Regions from separate parts of the Homo sapiens genome. Here region 1 is linked to region 2. The links are chromatin loops, found by intact Hi-C in ENCODE. Cell type or tissue: prostate gland. All regions are shown on one strand. Links, peaks and the distances in the headings refer to the core of each region. The heading gives the core; the rest is flanking DNA. Region 1 overlaps PRAMEF20 (PRAME family member 20). Region 2 has its middle 260 kb from the start of PRDM2.

What was found. Hi-C counts contacts between places; a loop is a spot of excess contacts. Peaks named below come from ENCODE experiments on the same cell type or tissue, not always from the same donor. Only the 100,000 strongest peaks of a DNase experiment are listed, where the experiment ranks them.
Region 1: it touches region 2 in a loop (5-fold over the local background); 2 of 110 quality-filtered maps call a loop at or near these places.

What each region holds. Positions count from the first base shown.
Region 1 is chr1:13,419,585-13,428,813 of GRCh38, reverse strand. PRAMEF20 (PRAME family member 20) reads right to left here. Exons shown (of 4, transcript NM_001099852.2): 4 at 7,486-8,117. The coding sequence ends at 7,556. Among named protein-coding and RNA genes, the nearest start is that of PRAMEF20, 14 kb to the right of the region's middle. In prostate gland, for the core only: a CTCF peak has its summit at 6,061 (motif pointing right); a DNase peak (open chromatin) is centred at 6,093.
Region 2 is chr1:13,955,582-13,965,111 of GRCh38, reverse strand. It overlaps a transcript of KAZN not described here. Among named protein-coding and RNA genes, the nearest start is that of PRDM2, 260 kb to the right of the region's middle. In prostate gland, for the core only: a CTCF peak has its summit at 4,529 (motif pointing right); a DNase peak (open chromatin) is centred at 4,541.

The DNA.
Region 1 (9,229 bases), core at 1,230-9,229, 540 kb after region 2:
CAGCCTGGGTGACAGAGCGAGACTCCATCTCAAAACAAAAACAAAAACAAAAACAAAATGAAGATTGCAACTAGAGTGGTGAGGAAGTGAACTAAAGTAATGTCTGCGAAGGGCAGGAAAAACGTCATGCAGGGAGTCATTATGAGCCCAGTAATCTAGGGGCATAGATTTTAATACCCACATAGGGGAGGGACAGGAAAATAGGCCAGAGCCTACAAAGGATGGAGAACTGGAATTAATACCACTACATAAAGCCGGAACGTTGCTTTCTCACCCTAAGTGAAAGGCTAGATTCTCCAGGTCCACCCGTCAGCGCAGGGATGGTTCTGAGTGGGAGAAAATGTTTCCCCTTGTAAATCCCATCCTCCAGCCTGTTTTTTTTGGGTGGGTTTGAGTGCAGTGGCTTGATCTTGGCTCACTGCAACCCCTGCCTCCCAGGTTCAAGCGATTCTCCTGCCTCAGCCTCCCCAGTAGCTGGGACTAAAGGCACGTGCCACCACACCCGGCTAATTTTTTATTTTTAGTAGAGATGGACTTTCACCATGTTGGCCAGGCTGGTCTCAAACTCCTGACCTCAAATGATCTGCCTCCCAAAGTGCTGGGATTACAGGCGTGAGCCACCACGGCCGGCCAAAAGGCGTAGTCGTAAAGGAAATTGACAATTGCCGTCAGTGTTTATTACTGCAGGGAGGCATAAACTCCAGCTTATGGAAATCACAGGTATGTGGGTTCTTTTTCTTTTCTTTTTTTTTTTTTCATATTTAGGTAAAAAAGCCTCAGGTGTCTGACCTGCTTGGAGAGAAATTGAAAAATTATTGGCTATGTTGGTTGAGCAGATCTTGGAGCCAAAACCATCTCTGCTGTGAGAGACCCAAGATCCAACATGAAAATGGGATCTGTAGAAACGGGGTTTTACTATGTTGGCTAGGCTGGTCTCGAACTCCTGCCTTCGTGATCCGCCTGCCTCAGCCTCCCAAAGTGCAGGGATTACAGGCGTGAGCCACTATGCCCAGCCGGGATCTCTGATTTCTTTCTTTATTCTTTCTTTCTTTCTTTTTTTTTTTTCTTTTAAGATGGAGTCTTGCTCTGTCACCAGGCTGGAGTGCAGTGGTGCAATCTCGGCTCATTGCAACCTCTGCCTCCTGGGTTCAAGTGGTTCTCCTGCCTCAGCCTCCCGATTAGCTGGGATTACAGGCACCCACCTCCATGCCTGGCTAATTTTTTTTTGTATTTTTAGTAGAGACAGGGTTTCACCATGTTGGCCAGGATGGTCTCTATCTCCTGACCTCATGATCCGCCCGCCTTGGCCTCCCAAATTGCTGAGATTACAGGTGTGAGCCACCTCACCTGGATCTCTAATTTCTAAAGAGCTGAGTACTCCACCTTCTGGTAGACCTGCCTTTTTCATGCATAAGCTTTCTGGCCCTGGAAGCTAAAAATACTTACAATAGTGGGGGAAAAAAAAAAACTCACCAAAGATAATTTAGGGCTGGGCGTGGTGGCACACACCTGTAATCATAGCTACTAAGGAGGTTGAGACAGGAGAATTGCTTGAACCTAGAAGATGGAGATTACAGTGAGCTGAGATCGCGCCACTGTACTCCAGCCTGGGTGACAGAGCGAGACTCTGTCTCAAAAAAACCACAAAAACAAAACAAACAAACAAACAAAACAAAAGAAATGTATAGCAAGTTGCGACCGGGTGCAATGACTCACGCCTGTAATCCCAGCACTTTGGGAGGCTGAGGTGGGCGGATCCCAAGGTCAAGAGATCAAAACCATCCTGGTCAGCATGGTGAAACCCCATCTCTACTAAAAATACAAAAACTAGCTGGGCATGGTGGCACACGCCTGTAGTCTCAGCTGCTTGGGAGGCTGAGGCAGGAGAATCGCTTTAACCCGAGAGGCGGAGGTTGCAGTGAGCCGAGATCACGTCACTGTACTCCAGCCTGGTGACAGAGCAAGACTGTCCCCCACCCCCAAAAGAAAAGAAAAGAAATGTATAGCAAGTCACAGAAGAGTCTGGAAGATAGCACACTAGCACACACACTATGGAGAGAAGTCTGGGATAAGGAAATTAGAGGAGACATTTGCTCTGTGTTTTTAGGATGTTTTGCATTGAGAATTCTGTCCAAAGGGAGGAAAAAAAGAATGAGAAACAAATGAAGCTCACCCACATGTGCCTCTGTGTACCTCTTACTATGCTGGACTTTCTTATCTTTTTTTTTTTTTTTTTGATATGGAGTCTCACTCTGTTACCCAGGCTAGAGTTCATTGGTGCGATCTTGGATCACTGCAACCTTCGCCTCCCAGGTTCAAGCAATGCTCCTCCCTCAGCCTCCCCAGTAGCTGGAACTACAGGTATATGCCACCACGCCCAGCTAATTTTGCATTTTTAATAGAGACAGGGTTTCACCATGTTAGTCAGGCTGGTCTTGAACTCCTGACCTCAAGGGATCCGCACACCTCGGCCTCCCAAAGTGCTGAGATTACAGATGTGAGCTACCGCGCCCAGCCAGTTGCTGGACTTTCATGATACACATGGAGTGGCCACAGTGTCACAAGGGCTATTTTTTTCACAATCCAATTTATTTGTTGGATAATGTTGATGTACCCAAGTTAGCAATTTTTTTTTTTTTTTTTTGAGATGGAGTTTCACTCTTGTTGCCCAGGCTGGAGTGCAATGGTGTGATCTCAGCTCACTGCAATCTCCGCCTCCCAGGTTCAAGCGATTCTCCTGCCTCAGCCTCCCGAGTAGCTGGGTTACAGGCATAAGCGACCATGCCCAGCTAATTTTGTCATTTTTTTTTTAGTAGAGACAGGGTTTCTCCACGTTGGTCAGGCTGGTCTCGAACTCTTGACCTCAGGTGATCCGCCTGCCTCTGCTTCCCAAAGTGCTAGGATTACAGGCATGAGTCACAGCGCCCGGCCAATGGCAAAACATTTTCATGCATCCCGTGGTCAACAGCATTTGCTACCAAGCGCCAGGTTCCATGCTCAGCAGTGGGACCACAGGATAATGGAGACAAAGTCCCTGACCTTTAGCAGCAATATCTAACAAGTGAGATTTTCAAGAAAGAAAAAATCCTTAGGCTGGGCATGGTGGCTCATGCCTGTAATCCCACCACTTTGGGAAGCTGAGGCGGGCGGATCACCTGTGGTCAGTTCGAGACCAGCCTGGCCAACATGGTGAAACCTCATCTCTACCAAAAATATAAAAATTAGCTGTGCCTGGCAGTGCGTGCCTGCAATCCCAGCTACTCCGGAGGCTGAGGCAGGAGAATCACTTGAACCTGGGAGGTGGAGGTTGCGGTGAGCTGAGATCACGCCACTGCACTCCAGCCTGGGTGACAGTGAGACTCCGTCTCAAAAAAAAAAAAAAAAAAAAGAAAAAGAAAAAAGAAAAAATCCTTGTAAAACATACCGTACCCATACAATTCAGTAATCATGCTCCTGGGTATTTAACAAAATGAGTACACTCACACCTGGATGTTTATAGCAGCTTTATTCTTAATTGCCAAAACTTGGAAGCAAGCAAGATGCCATTCAGTAGGTGACTGGATAAACAAACTGTGATCCATCCGGTCAGTGAACTATTATGAAGCCATAAAAAGACATGAAATATTCCTGGCTGGGTGCAGTGGTTCACACCTGTAATCCCAGCACTTTGGTAGGCTGAGGTGAGTGGATCATGAGGTCAGGAGTTCAAGACCAGCGTGGTCAAGATGGTGAAACCCCGTCTCTACTAAAAATACAAAAATTAGCCGGGGATGGTGGTGGGTGCCTGTAATCCTAGCTACTCGGGAGGCTGAGGCAGAGAATTGCTTGAATCCAGGAGGTGGAGATTGGAGTGACCCAAGATCGCACCACTGCACTCCAGCCTGAGCAACAGAACGAGACTCCGTCTCAAAAAAAAAAAAAAAAAAAAAAAAAAAAGTAAAGAAAGATTCCTAAATGCATGATGTTATTGTACAAGTGAAAGAAGGCAATGTGAAAAGACTCATCCTGTTACACATTCTGGAAAAGGCTTTTGCCTTTTTCTATGGAGAGAGTAGAAAGCCCAGTGGTTGCCAGGGGGTGAGAATACAATGGGATGAGTGGGAAGAGGACAGAGGACTTTAGGGAAAGAAAACTACTCTGCATGATGTTCTAATGGTGGATATCTGTCATTATCCCTTTATTAAAATCCATAGCATATACAAAACCAGCAGTGATCCTGCATGTAAACTATGGACATTGGGTGATGATGATGTGTCCATGTGGCTCATTGATTGTGACGAATGCTCTGTGCTGGTGTGGGTGTTGATCCCGTAGGGGTGCTGTGTGTTGAAGGAGGAAGGGGGTAGATGAGAACTCTGCACTTTCTGTTTAGTTTTTCTGTGAACCTAAAACTTCTATTAAAAAAAAAAAAAATAGGCTGGGTGTGCTGGCTCATGCCTGAAATCCCAGCACTTTAGGAGGCCGAGACAGGTGGATCACTTGAGATCAGGAGTTTGAGATCAGCCTGGCTAACATGGTGAAACCCCGTCTCTACTAAAAATACAAAAAATTAGCCGGGCATTGTGGTGGGCACCTGTAGTCCCAGCGACTCTGGAGGCTGAGGCAGGAGAATTGCTTGAACCTGGTAGGCAGAAGTTGCAGTGAGCAGAGATCGCACCATTGCCTCCAGCCTGGGCAACAAGAGTGAAACTCCATCTCAAAAAAAAAATAAATAAAATAAAATAAATAAAAATATAAATAAATAATAATAGGCCGGGCATGGTGGCTCACACCTGTAGTCCTAGCACTTTGGGAGGCCGAGGCAGGTGGATCACCTGAGGTCCGGGGTCCGAGACCAGCCTGGCCAACTTGGCAAAGCCCTGTCTCTACTAAAAATAAAAATAACAATAATAATACAAAACTTAGCCAGGCGTGGTGGCTCATGCCTGTAATCCCAACTACTTGGGAGGCTGAGGCAGTAGAATCGCTTGAACCCTGGAGGCGGAGGTTGCAGTGAGCCGAGATCGTGCCACTGTGCTCCAGCCTGGGCGACAGAGTGAAACTCGTTCTCAAAAATAAATAAATAAACAAACTGAAGCCTGGGCACAGTGGCTCACACCTGTAATCCCAGCACTTTGGGAGGCACAGGCAGGTGGATCGCTTGAGCCCAGAAGTTCAAGACCGGCCTGGGCAACATGGTGAAACCTGGTCTCTACTAAAAATACAAAAATAAGCCAGGCATGATGGTTCATGCCTGTTGTTCCAGCTACCAGGTGGGCTGAGACAGGAAGATCACGTGAGCCTTGGGAGGTTGAGGCTGCAGTGAGCCGTGATCATGCCACTGCACTCCAGCCTGGACGAGAGTGAGACCTGGTCTCAAAATAAAATAAAATAAAATAAACTCAATACTTAAAAAAACCTGTAATGCTTCCTTCCAATGCTAAAATTGTACTATTCTAAGTATATTTAAAGAACAAGCGATTCTTGTTCAGTGTTTTTAAAATTAGTTTTAAAAATCTCATTCTTTTTGAAAATCCAAACTAAGTTAACCATTCTTTCATTCTTTTTTTTTTTTTTTTGAGACGGAGTCTCGCTCTTGTTGCCCAGGCTGTAGTGCAATGGCGCGATCTCAGCTCACCGCAACCTCCGCCTCCCGGGTTCAAGTGATTCTCCTGCCTCAGCCGCCTTACAGACATGCACCACCACGCCCGGCTAATTTTGTATTTTTTAGTAGAGACAGGGTTTCCCCATGTTGCCAGGCTAGTCTCGAACTCCTGACCTCAGTTGATCCGCCTGCCTCGGCCTCCCAAAGTGCTGGGATTTCAGGCATGAGCCACTGCGCCCGGCCTGTTTTTTTTTTCCTGAGACGGAGTCTTGCTCTGTTGCCACTGCTCCCAGCTGTTAACCATTCTTAAAATATCACACTGCATTCTTTAAAAGTTCTATATCTTTAATATACATAAATGACAACACAAATATTTGTACTCAAATAGTATTTACATAATAGTAAAATTTTTAATATACCATAAAATATAATCCTTGCAACACTAAATTACACCATCTGGTCTCATCTACCAGCAGATGGCAGTCGAGACCCATGGACTGGAAATTTTGATTTTATAATCACTGGAAATGAATCCAGTCCTGCACTGCCCAGCCCGTCCCCTGCTGGCTCCTGGGGCTCTGCTGTTTGGGGGAATCATGATGAAATTGTGGCGGCGTGTAGAAGCTGAGCCCCATTGCATGTCCTGGGTTCTTGTTGCCTCCCTGTTACCAGGAAATGGAGGTGAGATTAAAAGATGAAAAATGCGGCTGGGCGCGGTGGCTCACGCCTGTAATCCCAGCACTTTGGGATGCCGAGCAGGGAGGATCACGAGGTCAGGAGATCGAGACCATCCTGGCCAACATGGTGAAACCCCGTCTCTACTAAAAATACAAATATTAGCGGGGCGTGGTGGCGCGCGCCTGTAGTCCTAGCTGCTCGGGAGCACGAGGCAGGAGAATCGCTTGAACCCGAGAGGCGGAGGTTGCAGTGAGCCAAGATTGCACCACTGCACTCCAGCCTGGTGAAGAGCAAGGCTTTGTCTTAAAAAAAAAAAAAAAAAGAAAGAAAGATGAAAAATGCTGGGACTTCTGCTGAGAAGAGAGAAAAGAACAAGGTGTATTGATCTTACTTATGCCAGGCCCCATGCCAAGCCCTAAACATGGACCATCTTATCGGATCCTACAAGGGTCCCATAAGCTGTTGGACACTACCATCCTGATTTTACAGGGAAACTGAGGCTCTTGGCTAAGATCCCTGGCAGCAACACCAGCCCCTGAATCCTCAGCAGGATCCTTCACTTAGGTGCCCTTTAAGTAGGTTTCTTCAACACAGGGAAGGTCACTCATCACCCACAGGCACTTGATCGTTATCCACCCTTTGATGATGTGAGATTCCAAAACACTCTGCACTAGTCTCTTCCTTGATAGAGAGAGAGGGTAGGTGTTATGAGAAAATCTCTCATCAATCTGAGCTAGCTCCCCAAAAAGATGTAACTTTTTTTTTCTTGAGACAGATTGTTTTTATTTACTTTTTTGAGACAGATTCTCGCTCTGTCGTCAGACTGGAGTGCAGTGGCATGATCTCGGCTCACTGCACCCTCTGCCTCCCGGGTTCAAGCGATTCTCCTGCCTCAGCCTCCTGAGTGGCTGGGACTACGGGCATGCGCCACCACGCCCAGCTAATTTTTGTATTTTTAATAGAGACGGGGTTTCACCATGTTGGCCAGGATGGTCTCGATCTCTTGACCTCGTGAGCCACCCCCCCGCCTCAGCCTCCTGAAGTGCTAAGATTACAGGTGTGAGCCACCGTGCACAGCCTAGATGTAACTTTTAAAATGTGGGATTGAAATATTTAAAAAGTGTTATGGCGGGTGCGTCTGAGGCAGGAGAAGCGCTTGCACTCAGGAGGCAGAGGTTGCAATGAGTCAGGATTGTGCCACTGAACTCCAGCCTGGGCGCAAAAAGACCTAGGTTTTAGTTTTCAAGTGTTCAGAAAAAAGAGTTTGATATATCCACCCAAATAGGCAGGCATTCAACAGCAACACCGATCTACCTCCAGGTCGTAAAGTGACCTGTTGCCACACTGAGGGCAGTAGTCGGTACAGAACAAGATCCTCTCGGGCTCCCTTAAGGCCCTCACTCTCCCCATCAGCTCAGCCCCAAGTTGGGCAAATCTGCTCCGGCAGACGATACCACGAACATCATAACTCTCCCGCGGGGCAGGATACAGCTCCAGGCATAAGTTGTTGAGTCTGATTGTGTGGCACAGCAGGTTCTCCAGGGTGGCCGTGGAGATGGGATTTCCACGGAAGCTGAAGGTGGTGAGCTCAAAGCAGCGGCTCAGGGCAGGCAGGATGGCGTTGACTTGGGAGTCTACGATGCCACAGTCATCTAAGTCCAGGTACTCAAGGGTGGCTGCAACTTTTTCTAGGAGAACTTGGAGCGGCACAAGGCTGAAATTGGCCAGTCTGGTGCCACTCAGGTCCAGGGTCTTTAGTTGACCAATGCTCGGGTACTTGGACAGATGCTTCAAGTCTGATTCCAAAAGCACACAGTTAGTTATTGCGAGGATGTTTAACGAGGTCTTTAGACAGCTGGGGAGAGAGAGCAGGAAGTTAGTTCTGGGGAATCGTAGGGGTGAGTGGAGGGTGGTAGGGAATGACTTCAAAGTGATGGATGGAGACCATTTTGCCCAAGCCCAGGGTCATTCTGATTGTCTGATAGTCAACACTTAGGATGCTGCGTGATGAAGAGCTTTGCCACTGAGGTCAATTCCATTTTAGGCCTGGCGCAGTAACTCACACCTGTAATCCCAGAACTTTGGGAAGCTGAGACGGGCAGATCACTGGAGGTCAGGAGTTTGAGACCAGCCTGGCCAACATGGCAAAACCCTGTCTACTAAAAATGCAAAAATTAGCTGGGCATGGTGGTGGGCGCCTGTAATTCCAGCTACTTGGGAGGCTGAGGCAGGAGAACCGCTTGAACCCAGGAGATGGAAGTTGCAGTGAGCAGAGATCGTGCCACTGCACTCCAGCCTGGGTGACAGAGCGAGACTCTGTCTCAAAAGAAAGAGAAATAAAAAACCCATTTCAGGCTGAGTCTTTTCCCTATCATTTATAGGAATGGATCCAGTTCACAGAATCCCTAAAGCTCCCTTTCCTCATCTGTCAGGCAGAAAACCACATCTCTGGGCCACATGAGACCATTGGGGATGCAGGCATAAAGGACAAACCCAGGCAGGATCCTGCAACATCAGCTGGGGTGGGCAGGCTGCAGGCGTCCCTGACACGCCTGTATCATCAGCAAACCATCTATCACTTTCACCATTCTTTGTGCCTGGTCCCTGACCCTCTGTTTCAGAATCATACATTTCTCAGGTAATTAATTTACCTGGAGCTCAAAACAACCCATTATGACAGGGAATTAGACATGGGATCATTCATGTTCACCAAGCTGTGGGGCACAGAGCTCATAATCTGACATGTGCAGGTTTGCTGAGCATTCCCCTCTTCAGTGCCCACTTCACTTCCCTACTTCCCATCATCTTGTTAAAAATTATCTTGTTTTGGCCGGGTGCGGTGGCTCACACCTGTAATCCCAGCATTTTGGGAGGCCGAGGCGGGCGGATCACAAGGTCAGGAGATCGAGACCATCCTGGCTAACATGGTGAAACCCCATCTGTACTAAAAAATACAACAAAAATTAG
Region 2 (9,530 bases), core at 818-8,817:
ACCTGCACTCATCAGGTGGCCTCTCTGTCCTCCCCTGCTGCTCTCACTCTGCCCTCCAGCCTCACTCTCCTGCTGTGTCTGGAATGCCCCAGGTGCGTCCCTGCCCCAGGGCCTTTGCTCTAGCCATGCCCTCCACCTGGCACCCTCTTATCTACACCACTTGCCTCACCAGCTCCCTCATCTGCTTCGAGTCTTTGTCCAACTGTCAGTTTCTCAGGGAGAGCTTTCCCTGCCAGCCTGTTTAATGCTGCGACCTGCACCCTTCTCACTGTGGTAGATTGACTGCAAGAGTGACCACAATTATCACCCCTCACTTTCCATCCCATAGCCACACCTTTTGTGATGTAAACTTTTTACCTCCTTCCTTCAAGAGCTGGCTGGCTTTGACTTGCTTTGGCTGACAGAATGCGGCAAAAGGGATGTCATGCCACCCAGTAGAGGCCTCAAGAAGGCTGGGATACTTGCCTCTCTCAGAACCCTGCTTCTACCACGAAAGCAAGCCTGGGGTGGCCTGCTGGAGCATGAGAGACTACGTTTAAAGAACAGAGTTGTCCTGAGGCCATCCTAGACCAACCGGTAACCACAGACACATGAATGAGCACAGTCCAGGTGAGCCACGACCAGAACTGCCCAGCTGAACCCAGCCTATTGCGGACTCACAGAACTACAGAACTAGGGGCTACATAAGCAGTTGTTGTTTTAAGCCATCAGGTTGTGTGACTATTTGTTACGCAGCAGTAGCTGACTGATTTACCTGCCTGAGTACTGTCAACCAACTTCTACTGCTTTCTTCTTTTTTGTCCACAGCACTTATTACCTTCTAATACACTATAAAATACACTTACTCGTTGTTAAACACCATTGTTTATTTCTATCTCCCCCATCTAGACTATATAGAACTATAGTATCTCCTCCAGGGAAGACATATGTTTTATTCACTGATGCACATAGAATATGCCTAGGATTGTATATGGCATATAGTAGATACTCAGTAAATAATTTTCAAGACAATTTTAAAAAATGGATGAAGAGTGTTAACAACCCCTACCACCACTATTTGAGCACTTGCAAATGGGAGACATTGTGCCAAGCTCTGTGATCAATCAGCCTATTTAACTCTCACAACAGCATTAGGAGGTAGATACTCTTATCCCGTTTTACTGATGACACAGCTAAGACTCAGAGAGGTTAAGTAACCAGATAGCACAGCTGGCAATTGGCAGAAGTAGGATTAAAACACAGGTATGATATCTAACTCCAAAGCCTATTATGACATCCAGTATACTGCCCTGTCATCCACTACCCCTACACACACACACACACACACACACACACACACACACACACACACAGACCACAGCAGAAACATTTAACCCTTTAAAGAACACAGAAGGAGATGAAGGTTTTTTGTTTTTTTGTTTTTTCATGGAGGAGATGATGGCTGAGCTAGGCTTTGATGCATGAATAGAATTTTAAGGGAGATAAGAAGTGGCTGTTACTTACTTAGAAAATTCTATAATTGCCTGGATGATAGACTCATTCATAAAGGAGCCAGAGGAACAATAATTAAAGCAATATCTTCTAACACAAAATGCCCAGTGTATAGAAGATGCTGTCTTCTTAGGTCTGAAGAGGATGTGGTCCATTTGGAATCACTATCCATGTGAGGAACTAAATAAGGACACAGCCAGCAACGTAGCTAGAGGATTTGGATCCAACAAGCACTTCTGCAGTGCCCACTACCGTCCCCAAATGGAGCTGAATGTTCTAGAAAATAAAGGAAAAATAGAAAATAAAAAATTCATACTTTCCCTTAACCTGCCTCCCTTGCTCACTTCCACCTTCTGATGTTTCTAAATCAGGTAGTTTCTCTCTTGAAAGTAGCCCTCAGCCTATTTTAGATGGTCCACAAAATCTCCCATCTCCTTGACTCTCCAGCCCCTCTTTCCCCACTCCCCATCACCACAGACATTAGAGAGATTTTTTAAACACAGGTAGTATAATATCCCTTCCTATCATATCCCTTTATTATCTTGTTGACACCAAGATAAAGTTCCAGCTTCCTATAATGATACACAAGTCCCTACAAACTGGCCCCAATTTGTCTCTTTAGCTTCTCCAAGACTTCTCCGTCACCAGAACACCCCCAAATCCTCCATTCACCATGGCTTCGAGCAAGCTGTCCTGACCACCTAAAACTCTCTTCTCTACTTCTCTACACCTCAGTTTTCTCATCTAGAGCATGGGTAGGATAGGCCAGGTGCAGTGGCTCATGCCTGTAATCCCAGCACTTTGGGAGGCCAAGGCAGGTAGATCACCTGAGGTCAGGAGTTCAAGACCAGCCTGGCCAACACCGTGAAACACTCACTCTACTAAAAATACAAAACTTAGCCAGGCGTGGTGGTGCACTCCTGTAATCCTGGCTACATGGGAGGCTGAGGCAGGAGAATCGCTTGAACCTGGCAGGTGGAGGTTGCAGTGAGCCAAGATCACGCCACTGCACTCCAGCCTGGGTGACAGAGCAAGACTCCATCTCAAAAAGAAAAAAGAAAATGGGTAGCATAAGGCCTATCACCCGGGGTTGTTGGGAAAGTAAACAAGAAATGATGCAAGTGAGAGCCTCTGAGGATGCCTGGCCCCAGAGAGCCCCACATGGTGTCAGGGCACCTGAGTCAGGAGCTCACCTCCTCCACCCCTCCACTGTGTGGACAAAGTTGCTCAGCATTCTGAGAAGGTGTTGCCTTCATCCTCAAGGCCAAAATCAGCCCCACCAGAGATAGGGACAAGGTATTGTTAAGGCCCCTTGTGAGAGTCACCTCCCCCAACTCTCTGGCCTCACCTCCTGCTCCGCCCCGACCCCCCTACTGCACCTGTAGCCACATCTGCCTCCTCACTGTCCCTCAAGTACCCAGCCCAGAGCCCCGGCACAGGCTGTTCCCACAGCTCAGAATGTTCTTCCCAGATATCCACACAGCTCACCTCCCTGCATCCACTTCTCCAAGTGTGAAGCACAACAGGAAAAAGAGGACAAATGTTCGTTCCTGCATGGCCAACGCTCCAGCCAGCAAGAAGCACCTAGGATCTATGCTGAGGTGAGAAGGATGCATAGGAGCTCACGCGGTGAGAAGGATAGAGGAAATGATCCCAGGCAAAGGGAACAGGTGCAAAGGCCCTGAGGGTGCAAGAGGGCAGGGCCACGTTCAAATAGGATCAGAGGGATGGACTGCCAATCAATTCTGACATTCACATTCAATATGACCTTACTGTATTGAAGCATTTCCAAGTGTGCTGGGGACAGAGGATAAAGAGAATTAGACGTGGATCCTGGCTGCTAATTCCTCCCTCCCAACTTTCAGTCCATCCCAGAGAATCTCAAGGTGAGGTCAGGTATGGTCCTTGTCTGAGTCCCTGTGGGCTACTATAACAAAGTAGTAGAAAATTGTTACTTCAATGTCACCCTGAGTGACTGCCTCTAGAATCTTTGACTCTCAAACATGAAAACATCTACTTGTACCACTGTATGTATTAACTTCTGGATAATTGCAGTGGAGAAAGAGACAGAGAGAAAGGGAACAAACCAATTGCACCCCTACAAGGCACCTTGGGCCTTCATTAAATATCATCAAGGCATCCCAGCCCAGCCCAAACAAAATGACTCCCATCCACCACTCCACTCCTGACCCTCTTGCTGTGGCTTTACTTTTCTCTGTGACATTTATGATCACCTGTTTATGGTCTGTCTCTCCTCACTAGAATGCAAACATCATGAGGTCAGGAATTTGTACATGTGCATGTGTGTGTGTATACGTGTGTCTGTCTGTCTGTTCTGGTTTATGGTTTATTCTTTGAGTGCAGTTTATGGTTTATTCTTTGAGTGCAGTAGAAGTCAAGTTCCTTTTGTTCAACACACAGAGACTCCACACACACGCGAACCCCAGGAATGAAATCATTACACTACATTATAAGTTGGAAGAAGAGGGTGGGGGCAGGAGAGGGAAAAGGGAGGTGGGAAAAAGGGGCTCAGCCCCTAATGTAGGGGAGAAGGAATGCAGGAACGTTGTCTCTTTTATTCTTTGCTTTCTTCTCAGCACCTAGAATGTGCCTGGCATACAGTAGATGCTCAATAAATATTTGATCAAATGAATGAATGAGTAACTGTCCCCTTCTCAGCCAGGGACACAGTGCCTGCAAAAGATGTTACCAACTGAACCTGGATGACAGAGCCACACAGCCCCCTGTCCTGAAGCCCCAGGTCCTGAAGCCCCAGGAGAGGGGAGCTGGATGGAGCTGAGGCCAGGGTTTTCCGAAGGCCTGGACAGAACACAGGAGCACAGACTCCCAGTAGCCCCCAGCCACTGACCAAGCCCTGACAGTCCGCCTTTGGAAACTTATCCTTCCTCGTGTCCTGGGAGACACTAGCCCAAGTAGGACCCGAATGAGGCCTTAGCAAATACAAGCCGATTTGGGAAATCATCCTGAGGTTTGGTCTCCCGGCGTCAATGTGATGCATTCATGCCATTCATGCTTTGACCACCAGAGGTCACTGTGGCTGCACGTAGCGTTCCAAGATGGCCCTGGTTAGGTGTGAGTTTGTGGTTCTGATTTCACCTTCATCTCTGTGGCCCGGCAAGTGGGAAAACGGCACCTTCCAAGGACAACTCTGGGACTAGTGCTGGCATTACTAGAACGTACATGACTTAAGGTATGTCCTTATAAAAGCCATAGATACAATCAAACGATCGGCTCTAAAGTTGGGCTGTCCGGGTTAGAATCCCAGTTCTGCCTGCCTGTGTGATGTTGGGCGAAGCTCTCTGCCTCAGTTTCCCCTTCTACAAAATGGGATAATGATAGTGCCGTCCTTGTAGGGATTTTGTGAGGACTAAATGAGTAATGCACACAGAACTTTTAAAACAATGCTTGGCATATACTCAAGAATTGTAGAAGTGAATTATTTATTATTGCTTTTCCTCCATATGGCTAAACATGATTTTTAATGATAAATTCTGTGATTATTTTATTAATGGCTTTTTCCCCATTAGACTGTACCCTTTGTGAAGGCGGGGGTGGGGTTTACATGTTTTTTGGACTTTTTATTATGAAAAACTTCAAATACACATGAAAATAGAAGGAATAGTCTGTATCCGTTTCTATTCATCATTGCCTCCTTCCCCAGCTCCAAATGCAGTGCCCACTGCATTATAGTCCTTCGACAATGAATGGCCATTTATTAGGTGCTATTTATAAGCCACGGAGGGTGTTGGGCAGCAAATCTAAAGAGAGTGAATCAGACCCAGGCCCTGTGCACAAGGAGCTCACAATCTAATGAGAAAGGCTGCCTTAATTTGGTAATTTCCCAGGGTGGAGGTAAATAAATTGAGGGTATGATGTGGACATCTCACCTGGTCAGGTGAGGTTTCCTGAAAGAAGCATCTGTGATCTATAATGAGAACTGAAGGATGCATAGGCGCTCATGTGGTGAGAAGGATGGGGAAATGATCCCATGCAAAGGGAACAAGTGCAAAGGCCCTGAGGGTGCGAGAGGGCAGGGCCATGTTCCAATAGGATCAGAGGGATGGACTGCCAATCAATTCTGACATTCACATTCAATGTGACCTTACTCTATTGAAGCATTTCTAAGTGTGCTGGGGACTGAGGATAAAGAGAATTAGATGTGGATCCTGGCTGCTAATTCCTCCCTGCCAACTTACAGTCCATCCCAGAGCATCTCAAGGTGAGGTCGGGTATGGTCCTTGTCTGAGTTCCTGTGAGCTACTGCAATAGAGATTCTGTACACTGGGTGGCTTATAAACAACAGCTCTGGAGGCTGGGAAGTCTAAGATCAAGGTGGTGGCAGATTTGGTTTTGGTGAGGACCATCTTCTGACTCACAGAAGTGTTTCTCGGCTACATCCTCACCTGGTAGAAAGCGCTAGCTAGCTCTCTGGGGTCTCTTCTGTAAGGGCACTAATTCCTGATCACCTCCCAGGGGCTTCTAGAGGGATCACTTGGGAGACACCTGCAATCACCTGGACATGGTGGAATCAGGGGTTGAGATTCATGATGGTGGGAGTGAAAATGGAAAGCAAGACTGTGGGTGGGCCTAGACCACAGGCATGATCAACAGGGCAGATGCTAACCAGGATGGGTGGGATGGATGTTCACACCTGGCTTTTCTTAGCTGCGGTCAGACCTCACCAATCTAGTAGAGCCTATAATTCTTACCAAGGACCTGAGCAGCCTAGCTCCTGCATTTCTCATCTCTGCCTCCAATTCACTTCCACTCCCGCCTTGGCTCCAGCCACATTGGTCTCCTCTCTGTTCTGAAATCTACCATGCCCTTTGGCTCTTCCAGGTCTGCCTCCCATAGATGTATCTATCTGCCCACAGGGCCTCGTCACCACCAGTTCTCCCAGGCTGGATGATTCCTACCTAACCCCCTAGTCTCTGCTTAAATATGACCCCAGAGAAGCCTTCCCTGATCTGCCCTTCAAATTAGTTTCTCTCCCAATATGTTAATTTTTAATTTTTTTTTTTTTTTTGAGATGGAGTCTGGCTCTGTCGCCCAGGCTGGAGTGCAGTGGCGCAATCTCGGCTCATGGCAAGCTCTGCCTCCCGGGTTCATGCCATTCTCCTGCCTCAGCCTCCCGAATAGCTGGGACTACAGGTGCCCGCCACTATGCCCGGCTAATTTTTTTTTTGTATTTTTAGTAGAGACGGGGTTTCACCGTGTTAGCCAGGATGGTCTCTATCCTCTGACCTCGTGATCCGCCCGCCTCGGCCTCCCAAAGTGCTGGGATTACAGGCGTGAGCCACCGCACCCAGCCAATTTTTAATTTTTAGTGAAGTGGAATTAAGGAAAAGTATAAGGCTAAATTTTTTAAAAATTAGCAATTGAATATCTACGTGTGCATAATTACAATAACTTCTGTCTTCCCCATTCCACTATAAGCTCTGGGTGCACACACATCATGGTTTTGGTGTTCCCTGTTGTGTACCTAATGCCTGAGCAATGCCCAGCACATGGTAAATGCTTAATAAATATATGAATGAACGAATGAGGTGAATATTCATGCACATGCCTATTCAATAACCTGAATTACTATCACATTCCCATCCTTGAATGTCCAGCACTGAACGTCCCTGTTCCGTTTCCTGTTCCCTGGATGTCATCATCATACTTCTACTGGTAGTAGCCACCCCTGTCCTATTAGAAACAAAGTGCTGTGGTTTGGATGTTTGTCCCTTCCAAGTCTCATACTGAAATTTGGTCTCCAAATTTGAGATGGGGCCTAATGAGAGGTGTTTGGGTCATGGAGTGGATCTTTCATGAATAGATTAACGCCATCCCCCAGAGCGTGAGTTCTCACTGTCTCACTCACTGGTTCCAGTGAGAGTTTATTCTTAAAAAGTGCCTCACATCTCACCCATCCCCACCTTGCTTTCTCTCTCACCCGGCGATCTCTGCACACCTGGCTTCCCTTTGCCTTCTGCCATGAGTAGAAGCAGCCTGAGGCCCTCACCAGATGCAGATGCCCAATCCTGAACTTTCTAACCATCAGAATTTGGGAGTCAAATAATTTTTTTCTATGCAAATTACCCAGCCTCACATATTCCCTTATAGCAACACTAAATGGACTAAAACACAGGGGTACCCAACCCAAACCCATCCCCAAGTCACTCCATGTCTGATTAACCTTTTACTGTCTGAAGGGCACTCATTACTGTCAAATTATCTTAGTTTAGCTTGCTTAGCTGTTTCCTGTCTCCCTGTCCCAGAAGAGCAGGGATCTGGATTGTCTCTCTCACTGCCCATATCCAGGGGCACTGGCCTTAGAGTCTGCATATATCATTTTATTTTGCATTTCCACACATTACGAGTGAGGGGACAGAAGTCTGGGGAGGCCACCTGACTCCTAGGTCAGGCTAGTCATTGGCCAAGTAGCAATGATCCGAGTCTCTTACTCCCTGATTCATAACCTTCTCCGGGATCCTGGCAGGTCACAAGGCTCCAACACAAGGCAGGATTTCTTCTTCTACCCCAACTGCTGGAGCTTCCCTACAAGGCTCAGAGTAAATGCAAGATCATCTCATAAAGAAGACTCACAATGGTCTCCCCAGCCTCATCATGCCCTCAGCTACCCACCAACATACAGACAAAATTAATACAATTCATACAATTAGACTCCTGACCTGGGATGCCATAGCTTCACTTAGTAACCAACAACTCTCATGTCCTTGGAAACATTCCTCCCTTCCTTGGGTCTTTATTTACTCATCTATCTAAAAAACAAAACACAGGTGAGCAGCTCCCTCAATCTCTTCCCACATCTTCTCTATACATCCTTCAAGTCCACGGTTTTTGTTTTTTAATCTGAAAGTAATAATTTTTTCCCAACAACAAAATAGTGGGTGCATATCATGCTCCAAGCATATGCACAATCACATTATGAGTGCAGACTTCCTGCGAGAGCCAAAGCAATTACCATACCATTAGGTGGGCCATGCTTGGAGTACACAAACTTAGTCACGAGATTCCTGGAGGGATGCCCAGAAAGAAAAGAATAATCGTATGCATGTCAGAATACTTCCTAAGAAATATTTCTCCTAAAAGTTCCTTTTGAAACATGAGCTGGCAGGGAATTGGAGGACAGTTTTGTCATTGGTCAGGAACAGGCAGGAATTAAAGATAGAGACAAAGGGACATGTCTCTGGATGCAAAAATGTAAACAGTAAGCCCACCGAGAGACTTGGGGCTGGAACTGGCCAAGCTGACATTTTTATAAATGATCAAAAAAAAAAAAAGAAAAAAAAGAAAAGAAATGATGTAGTAACATCTACAGACATCCCTAAAAATTATTGCAGGTTGACATTCCAAGTAAGGAAGACTCAACTTGAAGACTGTACACATTAGTGACAATGACAAAGAGGGAATGCCAGCAAGGGAATGTAATAATGATTTAGAGAAAATTAATACAAAACAACATTATCTCAGTTAATAAAAAATGGGAACTGAGTTTCCGGTTCTAATTGGGATTAATTAATGCACCCATCACTCATTCATCCAGCAGCCTTTACAGAATCCTCACTACAGGTCCTACGAGGTGCTGGGATGATGGGCGCTCATGATGAGCAGACACCAGTGATGAGTCCAATAGAAGGACGTTTCTTAGAATGACTGGCGTGACTCTACAATCATGGGCCGCAGGCTGTAACCCTCTGGAGAAGATGGCCCACCCCAGAGGAGGGGTACTAAGAAGTCCCAAGGACTTTCCTCAGTGCCTCTTCTTTCATTTATCCCTAAAGGTTGGAGTTAGGAAGGTCATGTTCACATAGTAGGAATGTACTGTCTTTTAAGAGAAAATGTTAGTTATATTAAGATCTAATAGTAGAGAATTTTTAATGAGCCCCAAAAGGGTAGAAAATTTTTAAGAAAAGCAAGCTGGCTTTAAGGCTCACACACCTGTGGTTTGTCCAGTTGTCCTCTCCTTCCCAGATTCCTGAGGTGGAGAACATCTTTGTGAAGAGTTTGGG